Regions from separate parts of the Homo sapiens genome. Here region 2 is linked to region 1. A link is a contact called in ENCODE Hi-C data. All regions are on one chromosome and are shown on one strand. The core of a region is the stretch at or near the end of the contact, and the rest is flanking DNA. Distances in the headings are between cores, read along the strand shown.

Region 1 (7,958 bases), core at 3,058-5,557:
CAGCCATTTTCTCCTGCTGATCATATTCCCTGCCAGTTTTCTACTACCTGGCCCACTGATCGCCTTGCCAGATGTCTTCCCAGCTGTAATAAGCCCTGTTTCCCAGGACTCAGTCATAGCCATAACCAATGCTTTCCCTAGAAATGGCTCTTACAAAGTCTCAGGAAAGCTGAAGTTGGACAACAACCTTTTTTTTTTTTCTTTTTAAGAGACGGGGTCTCACTCTGTCAACCAGGCAGGAGTGCAGTGGCACAATCACAGCTCACTATCACCTCAGCCTCCAGAGTATCCAAGACTACAAGCACACACCACCGTGCCTACTTATTTTTTTGTAGAGATGGGGATCTGACTTTGTTGCCTGGGCTGGTCTTAAACTCCTGGCTTTAAGTGATCCTTCTGTCTTGGCCTCCCAAAGTGCTGGAATTATAGGCGTGAGCCACCATGCCCAGCCTATACCACAACCCTCATTCAGCTGGTCTCCCCCGGGGAGGCTTCATCTAACAGAGCCAAGACTGTCCTCTCCATACACTTAGGTTTGTGTTTGCTACTTGGTTTTTATATTAATCACCTTTCACATCCATTTATATGCAAAATTAATAGAAATAAAGGATGCAATTTGTCATCAATGATGGTTCATAATAATCATTTAGGCACTTGTAGAATGAAAACTACTAAGGTTTCTAGGACTAAGAAGAAATACTAAAGTAATACACTTATTACCACCAAAGCCACTACATTTTTTGAGGTGTATATTTCACAAGGTATGCATAATTTAGATGACAAATTAAGGCTCAAATTTTAAGGATGAATAGCTATTTCATTGATCTCACATGGCTCACTAGGCAACAGATTCCCATTTAAAAGGGATAATTGAGTTTAATGGGATGCTAACTATAAGGGGCTGAGTAGGGTTAAGGGAAACCAAGTCAAGATATCCAGTCAGCAGTGTCCAGTAGAAATTTCTGTAACGATGAAATGTTCTACATCTACATTGTCTAATACAGTAGCCAAAGCCACACATAGTTATTAAGCACTTAAAATGTGGTCAATGTGACTAAGCCACTGAATTTATTAATTCGTTTAAATAGTCACATGTTGTCAATAGCTACCACATTGGACAGTACAGTTCAGGTCTAGCAAAGAGCCATCACAACTCCTAGGCCTGAAAAGGTGAAGTAAAGGAACAATTACTGAAACCTGGGATGATGCAGAATTAGAACTCTGTCTTCAGGAAAGGATTACACGGCAGGAGCTGTAGCCTTTGACAGAAGAATGCTGCCACTGCCAACTTGCAAACCAACAGGGGAAGAATTGGGAATAAATACCAACTCACTCTCACTCTTCTTTTTGCCCCCATTCCCCTCTGGTGCCTCTGACTGGTGGAACTCAACCAAAAAGTAAAGAGAGCTCCTTGATGCAGCCCATAAAGGTCAGCCTCTTGGAGCACAGAACAGTGAAAGGTGGAGAGTATATCTGGAACAAAACATTATTATACCCCGTGCAAAATGAATTGAGGCATCAAAAGTTTGCTTTATTGACACTTATAAATCTAAATAAATATGGAACCAATAGCAAAACATTTAAAAAGTATGTTGGTAAAGGAAGTCCTACAAGTGTTTCCTGTTGTTAAAACTATCCGAGTTTTCTGTTGCAACAAACAGGACAATGTTTTAATCAAACTGTGACTGTGTTCATTTCAGGTTTCCTACATGAAGAATTGTCAATACTACGCTCCCTCAACTATATTCAACCAAGGATCTGCGTGAAACTTTTTCTAAGGTACCATCTCAAATATATTCAACCACGGAACTGCGTGTAACTTTTTCTAAGGTACCATCTCAAATCACAAGGCCTGGGATTGGGAAATTGTTTTACTTTACTAAAGACCACTGTAACTCAATAAACGAACTTAGATTAGAAAATTAGAGGCAGACCACTACTCCTCTCGGACTGCATGGCCACTGTCTTCAGCTGTTTTCTGTAGTGATTGTTTCTAGGTATTTTACCTATTTTACCAACCTTTTTCACTTTTTGCACTGAATAGTGCTAAGGGAAAAAAAGGATGGGGAAAGGAGGAGTGGCAGTATCTATAGCTAGAGGGTCATCCTATTTGTGGAAAACTTTATTGTCTACTTTAGTGGGTCCTGAATATTAGTCCAGTCCTTACTGCCCAGCACTTAAGGAAGAAAGGTCTAATGTGACTGTATGGGGGTTGAAGTAGGTACCAAAGGAAAAGCAGTTCCCACCACCTCCAAGGAGCAGGAGCTGTTGCTCTTCAGGAAGAAGGATACTAGTATGGTTGTGTAACATTAATGGCCATGGCACATATGTTGTGTCAATCTGATACTCAGAGCTCAATCCTGTAGTCAAATTGATCACAGTCACTCCAGGAAATGAGGAGGAATGAATCCAGATCCCTCCAACCAGTAACAGCTTTCCATTGAGCACATGAGCTGTGTGGGAGTACCTTGGGGTAATGGGAGGCTGGATGTCTACTGACTCCCAGAGGAATCCACAAGAGATTGGTCTCAGAAAGAGCACAGAGTTCAATGGCTCCTCAGAAGCCCCGAGACCTCCAGCAATAAGGGCTCCCCCTTGCCAAGTGCAGGCACTGTGAGAATGCCGGGCTTCAGGTACTTCTCCCTCCACTGGGATCCTGACCCAAGCCATTGTCCCTACATGGAGGAAATGCCAGTCACTTAGTACAGGTTCCACCACGCTTCGACCCCCATACACAAACAAATATTCCTGATTCTGACAGGACACTTCTGTTGTTGAATGCCGCCAACAACACAAAGTGGAATCATCCTTTCGGCCAGCCTTTGTTATTGTCACTTTCAGGTCCTCAGTGTTATTATCCTCACTCTTAAAAAAATGAAGCTGGAGAACCCCCAAGGCTGGACTTACTGGGGACAGTCTCCCTCCCAGAACCAGAACCCGACTCTCTGAGAGTCTTGTCATGGTGTGATAAAGGCGTCCATCCCACTGAACTCCAGTCCCACAACTGCCTATTTGGCTGCCTTTCCATTCAGAGTCACAATCTCTTGAGAGCAAGTGAAACTGGCTCACTCGGCAGTGCCGCCCCTCCTGCTCTCCAAATCCTCCTGCACTGAGAATAACGTCTGGGCTCAAGAAGACAGAGGCGTGGCCATATCTCTTCAGGTTTGGGACCTGGCCCTCGCTACTGACTACGCTGGCAGGGAATACCCCTGAAGGCGAAGCAGGATTTACGCGAGGAAATGCCTCTGAGGATGGAAACACTAGGGTGTGGGAGAGGGTGTCTCCCCTAGAAGCTGCCAGAATGAAATAATGGGCGCACTTCAGATGCCACTCCTCAAATTCGTCAAAGGGTTCAATATTTTCCACCCGCCGGCGTTCTTCTGCGGGAAGAAAGCAGTGATAGAATTCATTCATGTCCACGGCACCGCAGGCGGTCCAGCCAGCTTGAAGGAAGCGGCGCCGCTGCGCCTCCACGTCAGGAAAACGCTCCAGGCCATGCAGGGGGGAGTTTAGCTGCCGAAAATGTTGCAGCATGAACTGGCCAAAGGCGTCTTGAGGCCTCATCTGCTCATAGACCACGAAAAGGGCATTAGGAAAACGCTGGGCTGCCCAGGCGATGAGGGCCGCGGCACTCTCCGGCTCGAGGTAGGTCAGCACCGCCTCGGCCAGGAGCAGAGTGGGTGAGGCTGCGTCGAGCCCCGCGGCGCCCAGGGCCTCCTCCACTCGCTGGAGCTGCCGCAAGTCCAGACCCAGGATGCAGTAGTCTGCGCTCTCAAAGCACAGCGCGGACGCGGGCTCCCCCCTCTCGAAAGGCCCGGTTAACGCGCACAGCTCTGGCGTCTCTCCAATCCTTTCTGCTTTGCGCCGCGCCACGTCCGGAAAATCCACCTCCCAGACTGCAGCCCGGGCCAGGCGGCCCGCGGTTTTTAAGCGAAAATAGAGCGAGTCGAAGCCAGCGCCGAGAGACAAGATCTGCGCGCGAAGCGCGGCCTGGGGCGCGCCAATCTGCTCCAAAAAAGCGCGCACGCAGTGCCTCACGGCGCGTGCGCGGACGTAGTAGCCTCGGTGAATGAGCGGTGCGCGGCGCGCCGCGCCCGGAACCAGCAACGCGGCAAAGGGGTCCTGCACGTACCCGCGCGCGGCCAGGGAACGCTTGCTGAGGGCGCTGCTGTCGTTGGTGTTCTGTACCGCGCCTGCCCGACGCTCACGGCTCCGGGGGCCCATGGCCAGAAGAGACTCAGGAATGGCAGTCTGTCACGGTTGTGAGCCGCCCCTTGGTTAGCACACACCTCACGGACCTCGGTAGGGGGAAAAAAACCACCCATGCTCCTGGACTTCCCCTTCCGCCGGCACTTGTGCGTCACTTCCGGGAAGAGCGCATCTCGCCAACCAGAATTGAGGAGGGTGTAGCCAGTGCTAAGTTCGCTTGCGGCTGACCTTTCTTTGGAATGTCGTGAGTTCCATTTGTCCCAGAATACGGTCCGCTACCGCTGTGACATGAGTGTTAGGGAAGGCGGGTTGTCACGTTTCTACAAGCCTTCCAGTCAAAAGGGAAACCTTGCCTAAGTCCTTGTAGTTGAGAAATCTCTAAGAGGTGAGTCTGTGGGGACTGACGACTTGGCTTCCTTGGACCGCCAAGGAAGGGTCTGGTAGGAGCCAAGAAGGGTCGGCACCACGGACCTTCAGTAGGCAAGGATTAGTTAGCTTCCTTGGGTGCTAATAGTTGCTGATTTATTTAATGCTCTCACAGTTGCAAAAGAGAACCCCATTTAAAACTTGAAAACAAGTCACTAAGGCCAGGGTGCAAACTGAAGAAACCGACCTTTACAAATAATTTATAGACACCTAACAAGAAGACGTTTCCCCACAGATAGTAGACTGTTGATTCCCTTGTATTCCCAGCCCTATGTTAGACTGACGGTGAATAAACCACTCAGCCTCTCTTTCTCATCACACCGCCTTGGAGAATTCTGTGGATTTTAAAGTAGTGTTGAATATGTCCCCAGAAAGGGGAGTCACTGAAGAGAGGTGATTGTTCCCTGTGATATGTTCTGAGCTTTGTTTTTAAGGAGTAAATCCAGGTTAGACTTCAGAATAATCATAAAGTTTCTAAATTGGGTGTCTGGGAGTCATCCATAGGAAACCACTTCCAGAGACATTTAGGAAATTTATCATTTGTTCACTGGGATTTGGTGACTGACTGGCTGAAATAGAAAAGGAAATCAGATAACTTTATGGTTAACTACAGGTGGTACTGCATAATGGTTAAGAGTGTGAGTTTTGGAGTCCAGCAGATTTGGATACTGGAGTCAAGAAAAAGTTTCGTATTTTCCAATGTTTTCTTGTGGAACAAAATGAAATAAGAAAGAAAAGGTTTGGATCAGGATAAAGATTCGGTAATTGAAAAGTGACATTTAGATTTGGTGTTTAAAAGCTCATTAATGGCCTTAGGGAGAGCAGTTTCTGTGGAGCAATAAGGGCAGAATCCATGTTTCAGTGAATAGGAGGTGAGTTAAAGGAGGTATCCAGTCTAAATTATTATACTTTCGAGGAGCTTAACTCAGAAGGAAAAAAGGGTCAGGGCAGTGGCTAAAGAATATTGTGGGATAAAAGAGTCTTTTGTTTTGTTTTCAGGTGGAAGCAAATACTGCACATGCGTGTTGGTCCTGTGAGGGAAACCAGCTAGTGGAGAGGGAGAGGTTGAAGGAACAGAAAAATGAGAAGACAACTCACTGGTAGAGTAACTTGGAATAGATAGAAATGGGATCCTGGGCACGTATTAGTTGTGGGGATAGGAGAATGAATCCTTTATCTGTGACTCCTGATGGGGTAAAAAAAAGATTATGGATAATCATAAGCTCAGGTGTGAGGTAGGGCAGAGAGAAAAAGAAGGAATTTGCACCTGATGGCTTCTGTTTTCTCTGTAAAGTTGGTGACAGAGTTGTCAGTTTAGTGTAAGGCATTCAGATCTGATGGAACATTTGAGCAGTTTGAGAATTGCTTCTGAAGGGATTAGAAGAAGGGCTCACCTATGCCTGCTGGGTCAGTGGATCCTCACCTCTAAAATGAGATTAAGTACTGCTTCGTGAGGTATCTCAGGGTTGATTGAGGGGCAAATAGAAAAAAAAAAAAAGTTGAAGGACTTTGAAAAATACGTAGCACCATAGAAACAAATTTATTTAATGACAGGTTCCTAAAATGTAGGTGTTATGTCAAAAATACTACTTGTTTTGCAAAGACCAGATCAAGAAAAGTAATTAAAGAAGAAAGAGAATGGAGTAAAATTTCTGATTTCGATGCCTTATGATTTAGGCCGGGGGAGGAGGGGCCATTGTTTAAATCTCAGTTTATTCTTATATAAAATGGGGATAATAATATCTCAGGGGTTGTTGTGAGGATTTAAACAAAATAACTATCTAAGACACCACAGTGCCTGGCTCATGGTAAGTGCATAATAAACAGTAACAAATTTTTTTTTATTCTGAGTTCCCTTTTGGGGGAGTAGGTGGGAGCATGAAAAAAGTTCCCTGGGAGACAGGATACTTGCTTCTGGCCCTGCTCTAATATTGATGAAGTATTACTAACGTGGATCTTATCCCAGTGTTTGTTGCCTTCCGTCCCAGAGCAAAACCAGTCCAGAAAAGTTAAATTTGTCATGGCATGCTGTTGTTGGTATCCATGTTTTAGGCAAGGAACAACAATTTTTTTTAATGTGTAAAGATTATGATTGCTTAGTTGCTTTTTAATTTCCATAGGTTAACATTGTAGCCAGTGGGTCAGTAAATTTACTCACAGCTAGTTAAAGGTCAGTCTGGAGGATGGTTTGAATGGGGCACAAATTAAGGTCAGGATCCTGGAGTAAAATTGAAAATCTGGCCGGGCGCAGTGGCTCGCTCCTGTAATCCCAGCTCAGGCTGGTGGATCACTTGAGCCCAGGAGTTTGAGACCAGCCTGGGCAACATGGTGAGACCCCGTCTCTACAAAAAAAATTTTATATAAAATTAGATGGGCATTGTGGTGCATGCCTGTGATCTCTGCTGCTTAGGAGGCTGAAGTGGGAGGATCGCTTGAGTCTGGAAGCTTGAGACTGCAGCAAGCTGTGATCGTGACACTGCACTCCAGCCTGGGCAACAAAGTAAGATCCTGTCTCAAAAGAAAAAAAAAAAAAGGTATGTTTTTCCATTTTAATTAAATCATTTATGTTTTTCGGTAGAGATATTAAATGCCATTGATTAAATAGTCCATCTTTTTCATTTTTTACTATTTATTAAGCACTTACTATGGCATTACTTTGAAATGCCATGTTTATCTCATACTAAGTAGGCCTTTCTATGGATTTCTATGGCTATGTTTAGTCCTATACAAACTACTTTCTTTATTGTACATTTTAATATCTTGGTAACTTATTTAACCCCACTCAGTATCAATTTATTGATTTTCAATACAGTAATATTTCACAAAGTTATTTCAAGGATTAAAGATAACATTATTAAAAGCGCTTGTCACATACCTGTTAGGTTCCAAATACATGGAAACTGTTATTCTTAAACATCATCCTCATTAATACGTGAGAACCCAGAGAGTCAAGGTGGCTAGTTTGAAAATCACTAAATTTCACTTGGAATTTTATCTTCACTTATAAACCACTTTCAGAAGTGAAGGGAAATTATGATTGATTTATCACCTACAGTGTGCTAGGCACTGTGCTAAGTGTTAGAGTGGTGGAATAATTCAAAGGACCTGTCCTCAAGGAACTTACAGTCTGGTGAGAGAGAAAGACAAGTATATCAGTGATTGAGATATCAGTGTGATTAAATGCTGAGTTAAAGGCAGTGACTGGCTCATGTGGGAACATAGATGAGGGGAATTTAAAATACTTTATTAATCGTCACTGCTACTTTGCATTTTTAATCCCATTTTTGTAAATAAAGAAACTGAAGCCATGAAGGTGAGTGACT
Region 2 (7,958 bases), core at 3,164-5,663, 490 kb after region 1:
ACTGCACTCCAGCCTAGGCGACAGGGTAAGACTCCATCTCAAAAAAAACAAACAACAACAACAAAAAAAACCAGTGAGCATCCTAATGTTGTACCTATCACACCTTCTAGTCAACACTGTATTATGGTTCTAATTTGGGCAATAAGGAAAAGTTATAAGGATTTAAAAGGAAGAAACTGCCATAATTTGCAGATTATATGGTTGTCTTTGTAGAAAACACAAGATAACAAATAGATAAAAGAGTTCAGAAAAAATGCTAGATAAAAAACTTATTTATAAAAATAAGCATACCTGTACATTAGCTACATATAATTAGAAAGTACAATTTTATTTTTATTTATTTTCTTGAGACAGGGTCTCACTCTGTTGCCTAGGGTGGAGTGCGGTGGCGCAATCATGGCTCACCGCAGCGTCAGCCTCCTAGGCTCAAACCATTCTCCTGCCTCAGCCTCCCAAGTAGCTGGGACTACAGGCGTGCAACACCATGCCGGTCTAATTTTTAAAATTTTTTTGTACAGACGAGGTCTCACTATGCTGCCCATGCTGGTCTTGAACTCCTGGACTCAAGTGATCCTCTTGCCTAGGGCCTCCCAAAGTGCTGGGATTACAGGCGTGAGCCACCATGCCTGGCTTATTTTCTACTGTTTGAGAAAGGGTCTCATTCTGTTACCCAGGCTGGTGTGCAGTGGCATGATCACAGCTCACTGCAGTCTCAACCTCCTGGGCTAAAGTGAGCCTCCCTCTTCAGCCTCTCAGTAGCTGGGACTACAGACAGGTACCACCCAGGTAATTTTGTTTTTTTGTAGAGCACTGTATTTTTTGGGGTCTCGCTATGTTGCCCAGGCTGAAGAAAATATAGTTTTAAAATACCATTAACGGTCACAAGTAATCTATAAGATACTGTGGAATAAATCCAACAAACAATGTACAAGGCTTTTAGGAGGAAAAATATGTAATTTTATTGAAAGATAAAAAAGATGTAAATAGAGAAATATTTCATGTTCAAGGATGAGAAGATGGCAACTGCACCTGAATTAACCTATAAATGTATAATCTATCATTTTAATGCAATTCCATTAAAAGTTGTCTCCAGGCTTATTCCAAAATCATATGGAAGAACAGGAGGCCCCAAAATGCCAAGACAATGCTGAAGAAGAATAAAGCTGATGGGGGCGGGGAAGGAGGGGTGGGGCATAGTTTACCAGATATGTCAGTGACCCAGGAAGTACACAGAGATCAATGTAACAGAGAAAAGAAAAACAAACTTATATGAGAACTCGAGTATATTATAGGGATGGCATTAAAAATCAGTAGAAAATGGATGGGGTGAGAAGGGACAATTGGCCAACCATATAGTAAAATTAGACCTCTAACTTCCACCACAGACACAAAAATTCCAGATGGATTAAAGACGCAACTATGAAAAACTTATCTTAAATATTTACATTCCCTACTGGACTGTAAGCTAACTTATAATCTGTCTTGTATAAGTGTGTATTCAACTCAATTTAATATATACAAACACTCAGAAGATAGAAAACCTTTACAATATGAGTATCTGTGATCTCAGTGCAGGGAAGGATTATTTCTTAAACGATATACAAAAAAAAGCTAAAACCATACAAGATAAAGTTGATAAATCTGATAATACTAAAACTAGAAACGTGTGTAAGAGAAGACTCCATAATTAAAAGACAAGCCAAAAAATGGGGAAACGTATACTATAGATTTGGAATATATAAAAACAAAGCAAACAGAAAGTGGGTAACTGACAGAAACAGGTAATTCATGGAAAAGAAAATCTAGAGAGCTTATTAGACACATGAACAAGATGCCCAGCATCGGCCGGACGCAGTAGCTCTATGGTGAGCCGAGATGGAGCCATTGCACTCCAGCTTGGTCAACAAGAGTGAAACTCTTTCTCAAAAAAAAAAAAAAAAAAAGCCCAGCATCACTAGTAATCAGGGGAATGCAAATTAGAATAATGAGATACCATTTCACACCTGTTAGATTGGGCAAAAAATGTAAAAATCTGATACAACCAAGTGTGTAGATGATGAATATATGGGAAATAAAGCTCTTAGGTTCTCAAAGTTTGTTTTCTTTTTTTTCTTTGAGACAGAGTCTTGCTCTGTTGGCCAGGCTGGAGTGCAGTGGCATGATCTTGGCTCCATGAAACCTCCACCTGCCGGGTTCAAGTGATTCTCCTGCCTCAGCCTTCCAAACAGCTGGGATTACAGGCGTGCGCCATCACACCCGGCTAATTTTTGTATTTTTAGTAGAGACGGGGTTTCACCATGTTGGCCAGGCTGGTCTCAAACTCCTGACCTCAGGTGATCCACCCATCTCGGCCTCCCAAAGTGCTGGGATTACAGGCCTGAGGCATCACGCCCAGCCTTTGTTTTAACAGACAGGGTCTTGATCTGTTGCTTAGGTTGGAGTGTAATGGCACAATCATAGCTCATTGCATCTTTGAACTTTCGAGCATAAGTGATCCTCCTGCTTTGGCTTCCCCCAAGTAGCAGGAGCACATCACTACATCCCGCTAATTTTTAATTATTATTATTATTATTATTTTTGAGACGAAGTCTTGCTCTTGTCCCCCAGGCTGGAGTGCAATGGTGCGATCTCGGCTCACTGCAACCTCTGCCCCCTGAGTTCAAGTGATTCTCCTGCCTCAGCCTACCGAGTAGCTGGGATTACAGGCGCCTGCCACCACACCTGGCTAATTTTTGTATTTTTAGTAGAGACGGTTTCACCACGTTGGCCAGGTTGGTCTCGAACTCTTGACCTCAGGTGATCCACCAGCCTCAGCCTCCCAAAGTGCTGGGATTACAGGCGTGAGCCACCGCGCCGGGCCCTAATTTTTATTTTTGCAGAGATTGGCGGGGGTGGGGGGTGGTCTCGCTATGTTGCCCAAGCTGGTCTTGAACTCCTGGCCTCAAGCGATCCTCCTGCCTCAGCCTCCCGAAGTGCTGAGATTACAGGTGTAAGCCACTGTGCTCCACAAATTCTTATGTTCTTATAACTTACTTTGGGGAGCAATTGGCAACAGGTACTAAATAAAGCTAGTATTGGCTAGAGAATGACAATTGCAGAACTTTCTTTTTTTTTTTTTGAGAGAGTGTCTCACACTGTGGCCCAGGCTGGAGTGCAATGGTGCGATCTCTGCTCACTGCGACCTCCACCTCCCGGGTTCAAGCAATTCTCCTGCCTCAGATTCCCAAGTAGCTGGGATTACAGGTACCCACCACCATGCATGGCTAATTTTTTGTATTTTTAGTAGAGACGGGGTTTCGCCATGATCGCCAGGCTGTCTTGAACTCCTGACCTCAGGTGTTCAGCCCGCCTCAGCCTCCCAAAGTGCTGGGTTTATGGGCATAAGACACCGTGCCTGGCCGCAGCACTTTTTTGAACAAGGGGACAACCACCTGCCTCTCAGTAGGGAATAAAGTGTGGATTACAGTTTATTTTATACAATGGAATTCATAAGCTGTTAAGATGAATGAATTAGATGTATAGGGATCCAAAGATAATTCTCAAAAGCCATGTTGAGACTAGATACGGCGGCATCTACTCGGGAGGCTGAGGCAGGAGGACAGCCTGAGCCCCAGGAATTCGAGTCCAGCCTGGGCAGCATAAGCAGACTTCTATGGACAGCAAAAGAGGGACTGTATCCCGCACAATGCCCTGCCAACAGGCATTCTCTATCTATCTATCTAGTCTGATATTATATACATATTCTGATATATACTTAAGTTCCTAATTATTAGATTAATAATATACTTAAGTTCCTAAGTAATTACACTAATAATACATAAATTCTTGTAATTATATGTAATTAGTGATATTATATTCTAATCATAATATATATTAGACTAATACATATATTCTAGCATATATATATTAGACATATATATTCTGATATATACTTAAGTTCCTAATGTTTTTATATGTGTAATATATATTATATATATGTAACATTAGTCTAAGGAATTTGTGGAGGCTAACAGAAGAGAGGTGCTTGCTGAATACGAGAGCAGGCCACAGGAACAAGATCGGATGCAAGTGGGTGGGGGTGGAAAGATCGAAGAATCTGGCAGCCAGATCTCAAGAGCTGGCGGGGTTGGAGTGGTCTGTCCGGGAGAGGTCTGGAGGTTGCTGGGGCCGGAAGGGGTTAAAATTCGACTGGGAAGAGGGTGTTAGCACCGTACCTTTCTCATTGCGAACTGGGACGGCCCCAGCCGTAGACTGAATGGGCGGTTGCTTCATGAGAGCGCTTGGGACCGACATGTTGATGGCAGCGACGGTGATTCCCGAAACTTGACTAATTCCAAACAGTGAACACCAGCAACGTCAACGAAGAGAAGAAATTCCTTCCACCTGAGTCCGCGAACACAGCTGCGCGACTGATAGAGAAACTACTTACGGCTGAGCTAGATAAACCGGAAATACGTGACGAGAGGATTGTGGGATGGTGGACGACGTTTGGGCGCCCACAGCTAGGAAGTCGAGTCGGTTTCTGCGCATGCTCATTGGCTGCCCGCATGTCCTCTACGTCGCAGAATTTGGAAGCAGCTTTTGGCGGGAAATTTTGCTTCCTTTGGGCTTTGCTGTTAGGACTCTGCGGTGAGGAAGGTTCGAATGAAAGATTTTACGTGTTAGCTTGGTTTGAAGCCAAGAACGGTATAGTGAATAAGAAACTCAGGCGACAGTGAGTTACTGTTTGAATGGCTTGTTGAAAGCTCAGAAGAAGTAGAGTTTGATGGAATAAAAATCTTGCCAGTAGTATCCGATTAGCTTAGTTCATAAGGCCAGGGTGGGCTGTGGTGCGGTATTTGGTTTCACAGGGCAGGTGGTGCTGATTTAGGCCAGTGACCGAAAAAAAAAAAAAAAAAACTCCCGAGGTGCCTGGGACATTGCCCACCTGAAATCCCAAAACTCCACTTTTTTAGGCTTTCAGGTTTTTCCAGTTTCTGGAAACTACCTATTAAAATACATTCCTGGCTAGAAAATGTTTGTATTTAAATATCTAAGTAATTATTATTCTTTTGAGACTGTCTTTTTCTGTCACCCAGGCTGGAGTGCAGTGGCTCGATCTCAGCTCACTGCAGTCTCCACCTCCCGGGTTTAAGCAATTCTCGTGCCTCAGCCTTCTGATTAGCTGGGATTACAGGCGCCTGCCACCACTCCCTGCTGATTTTTGTATTTTTAGTAGAGACGAGGTTTCACCATGTTGGCCAGGCTTAAGTGATCCGCCCACTCCGGCCTCCCACAGTGCTGAGTGTTGGCGTGGGCCACCACTCCCGGCTAATTTTTGTATTTTTAGTAGAGGCAGGGTTTCGCCATGTTGCCCAGGCTGGTCTTGAACTCCTGACCTCAGATGATCCACCTACCTCGGCCTCCCCAAAGTGCTGGGATTACAGAGGTGAGCCACCGCACCCGGCCTATTTAAGAACTCTTTAAGGACTTACAGGATAATAACAGAAGCAGCTCCAATTTACAAGCTGAGTCGTGTTAAAAAATATATATAATATTGGCTAATTGGAAAGTCAGGACACATTTCACAGTAGAAAGGACTTTATAACTGCGGGGGAGACAAGGGACAGTAGGAACAAAGTCTTAAAGTCCAGAAACAGTATGTTTTATACAGGACACCATGAAAAGTTTGGTTTTATCAGTAATTTTTGAGTCATGAGGGGCCTTGAAGTTGCTATTAATATGATTAACCCAAATTACTTCACCTGTGTTCTACAATTGGGCCTTGAGTGGGAGAAGAAATGAAACTGGACAAATCTCAGGCAAGGAACAGTGTGGGACCCAACTAAGCAACCAAGGAAACAGTTTTGGGCTAGAAGGAACCTTAAAGAGAATAGCCAGAATCTTATTTTATTATTTATAGAAGAGGGTCTTGCTCTGTCGCTCAGGCTGGAGTTCCGCGCAATCACGGCTCACTGTGGCCTCATCCTTCTAGGTTCAAGCCATTTTCCCACCCCTGCCTTCTGAGTAGCTGGGACTACAGACGTACAACACCACGCTGGGCTAATTTTTGTATTTTTTATAGAGATGGGGTCTCACTATGTTGCCCAGGCTGGTTTGGAACTCCTGGGCCCAAGTGATCCACTCCTCTCGGCCTCTCAAAGTGTTGGGATTACAGGCGTTAGCCACCGCTCCCGGCCTGTTAGTGTTTTTCAAAGCGACATCCCAGTACCACCAGAATCAAAATCACCAGTCAAAGGTAAAAATGTCAGTTCAGCCCCAGGACATCCCTAAAGAATTTGAGTCTAGGGCTTTAAGACAGCATTTTTTTTTTTTTGAGACGGAGTCTCACTCTTGTTGCCCAGACTGGAGTGCAATGGCGCGATCTCAGCTCACTGCAACCTCTGCCCCCTGGGTTCAAGCAATTCTGCCTCAGCCTCCTGAGTAACTGGGATTACAGGCACGCGCCACCAAGCCCGGCTAATTTTTGTAATTTTAGTAGAGACGGGGTTTCGTCATGTTGGCCAGGCTGGTCTCAAACTCCTGACCTCAGGTGATCCGCCGCCTCAGCCTCCCAAAGTGCTTAGGATTACAGGCGGGAGCCACCGCGCCTGGCCAAGGCGGCCTTCTTAAGAAGCGCGCGTAAAACCCCAACTTCCTGCTCTGGCGCTGCGGCCGCTGGGGATCTGAGTGGGCTCCGCCCCGCCTCGGACCCGCCCCTCCCGGCCTCCCGCCGCAATCTTGGCGGGAAGGCGCCGGCCGCTAAGAAGCCGAAAGATGTCCAGGTCGGGCGCGGCGGCTGAGAAGGCGGACTCCAGACAGCGACCCCAGATGAAGGTGAGAAACGGACTGGTGCTTCCAAGGTGTGCTCCTGCCTCGGTTTTTGTGAGGGTTATGCGGGACACAGGCCCAGGAGGTCGAGGGCACCTGGCACCGGGGGTAGGCGGGGGATCCCTGCCCTTAGGCCTTCAGCTTTGACGAAAGGTTCTTATCAATAACCCGAGAAATAGTGGGAGAGTCACATCTGGGATTCCCTTTCTTCAACCTTCTGCGTTTTCTTCTGCCACAGTTATGATCGGCTTCACACTCTTTAAATAATTCCAGACAATCCGCAGCTGACAGTTGGGGTATTTGCCCCAGTCACAAATGCTAGTCATTATTATTATTGGTCTGGAAAACTTATGGGCAAATGTGCCCAGTAAGTGAATTCTACTGAGGTTAAGGTTAGTGAATTACATATCTAGGATTTTGGAGGGGAAAATAAGTTTTCTTACGAAGGGTGTCAATTTGGATTTATTTATTTTTTTGAGCTTAAGTCTCACTCTGTTGCCCAGGCTGGAGGGCAGTGGTGTGATCTCGGCTCACTGCAACCTCCGTCTCCCGGGTTCAAGTGATTCTTCTGCCTCAGCCTCCTGAGTAGCTGGGACTACAGGCGTGTGCCACTATGCCCAGCTAATTTTTGTATTTTTAGTAGAGACAGGTGGTTTCATTATGTTAGCCAGGATGGTCTCGATCTCCTGACCTCGCGATCTGCCCGATTGGGCCTCCCAAAGTGCTGGGATTACAGGCGTGAGCCACTGCACCTGGCCTCAATTTGGATTTATATTGTCTTTGGGAAATGGGAATTATTAGATCTGTTAGGGATCCTGTAAGAAAAGGCACAGGACTTGGAGTTCTAATATTCTGTTTTCTTTTATTGATCTGAATAGGTAAATGAATATAAAGAAAATCAAAACATCGCTTATGTGTCTCTGAGACCAGCACAGACTACAGTTTTAATAAAAACAGCTAAGGTCTATCTTGCCCCCTTTTCACTCAGTAATTACCAGCTAGACCAGCTTATGTGCCCCAAATCCCTATCAGAAAAGAATTCTAACAATGAAGTGGCGTGTAAGAAGACTAAAATAAAGAAAACTTGCAGAAGGATTATACCTCCAAAGATGAAAAACACATCTTCCAAGGCAGAATCCACGCTGCAA

Evidence for each region. A loop is a pair of places that touch in the nucleus more often than their neighbours do. Pooled maps may share reads with other maps.
Region 2: a map of naive thymus-derived CD4-positive, alpha-beta T cell shows a loop between it and region 1 (28-fold over the local background). The contact joins the promoter of MFAP1 here to the promoter of LCMT2 in region 1. A Hi-C loop is called at or near these places in 1 of 168 maps with a recorded cell type or tissue (naive thymus-derived CD4-positive, alpha-beta T cell), 1 of 37 single-sample maps with no recorded cell type and 7 of 50 pooled maps.

The regions. Positions count from the first base shown.
Region 1 is chr15:43,326,266-43,334,223 of GRCh38, forward strand. LCMT2 (leucine carboxyl methyltransferase 2) reads right to left here and starts at 4,308. Exons shown (of 1, transcript NM_014793.5): 1 at 1-4,308. The coding sequence starts at 4,224. The coding sequence ends at 2,164. MAPDA (N6-Methyl-AMP deaminase) reads left to right here and starts at 4,407. Exons shown (of 13, transcript NM_001324366.2): 1 at 4,407-4,594; 2 at 5,635-5,735; 3 at 7,046-7,169. RefSeq lists enhancers at 4,216-5,166, 4,399-4,448.
Region 2 is chr15:43,820,277-43,828,234 of GRCh38, forward strand. It overlaps MFAP1 (microfibril associated protein 1), which reads right to left and starts at 4,414. Exons shown (of 9, transcript NM_005926.3): 1 at 4,215-4,414. The coding sequence starts at 4,293. WDR76 (WD repeat domain 76) reads left to right here and starts at 6,726. Exons shown (of 13, transcript NM_024908.4): 1 at 6,726-6,816; 2 at 7,689-7,958. The coding sequence starts at 6,757. RefSeq lists enhancers at 4,218-4,477, 4,230-4,861 and a silencer at 6,695-6,754.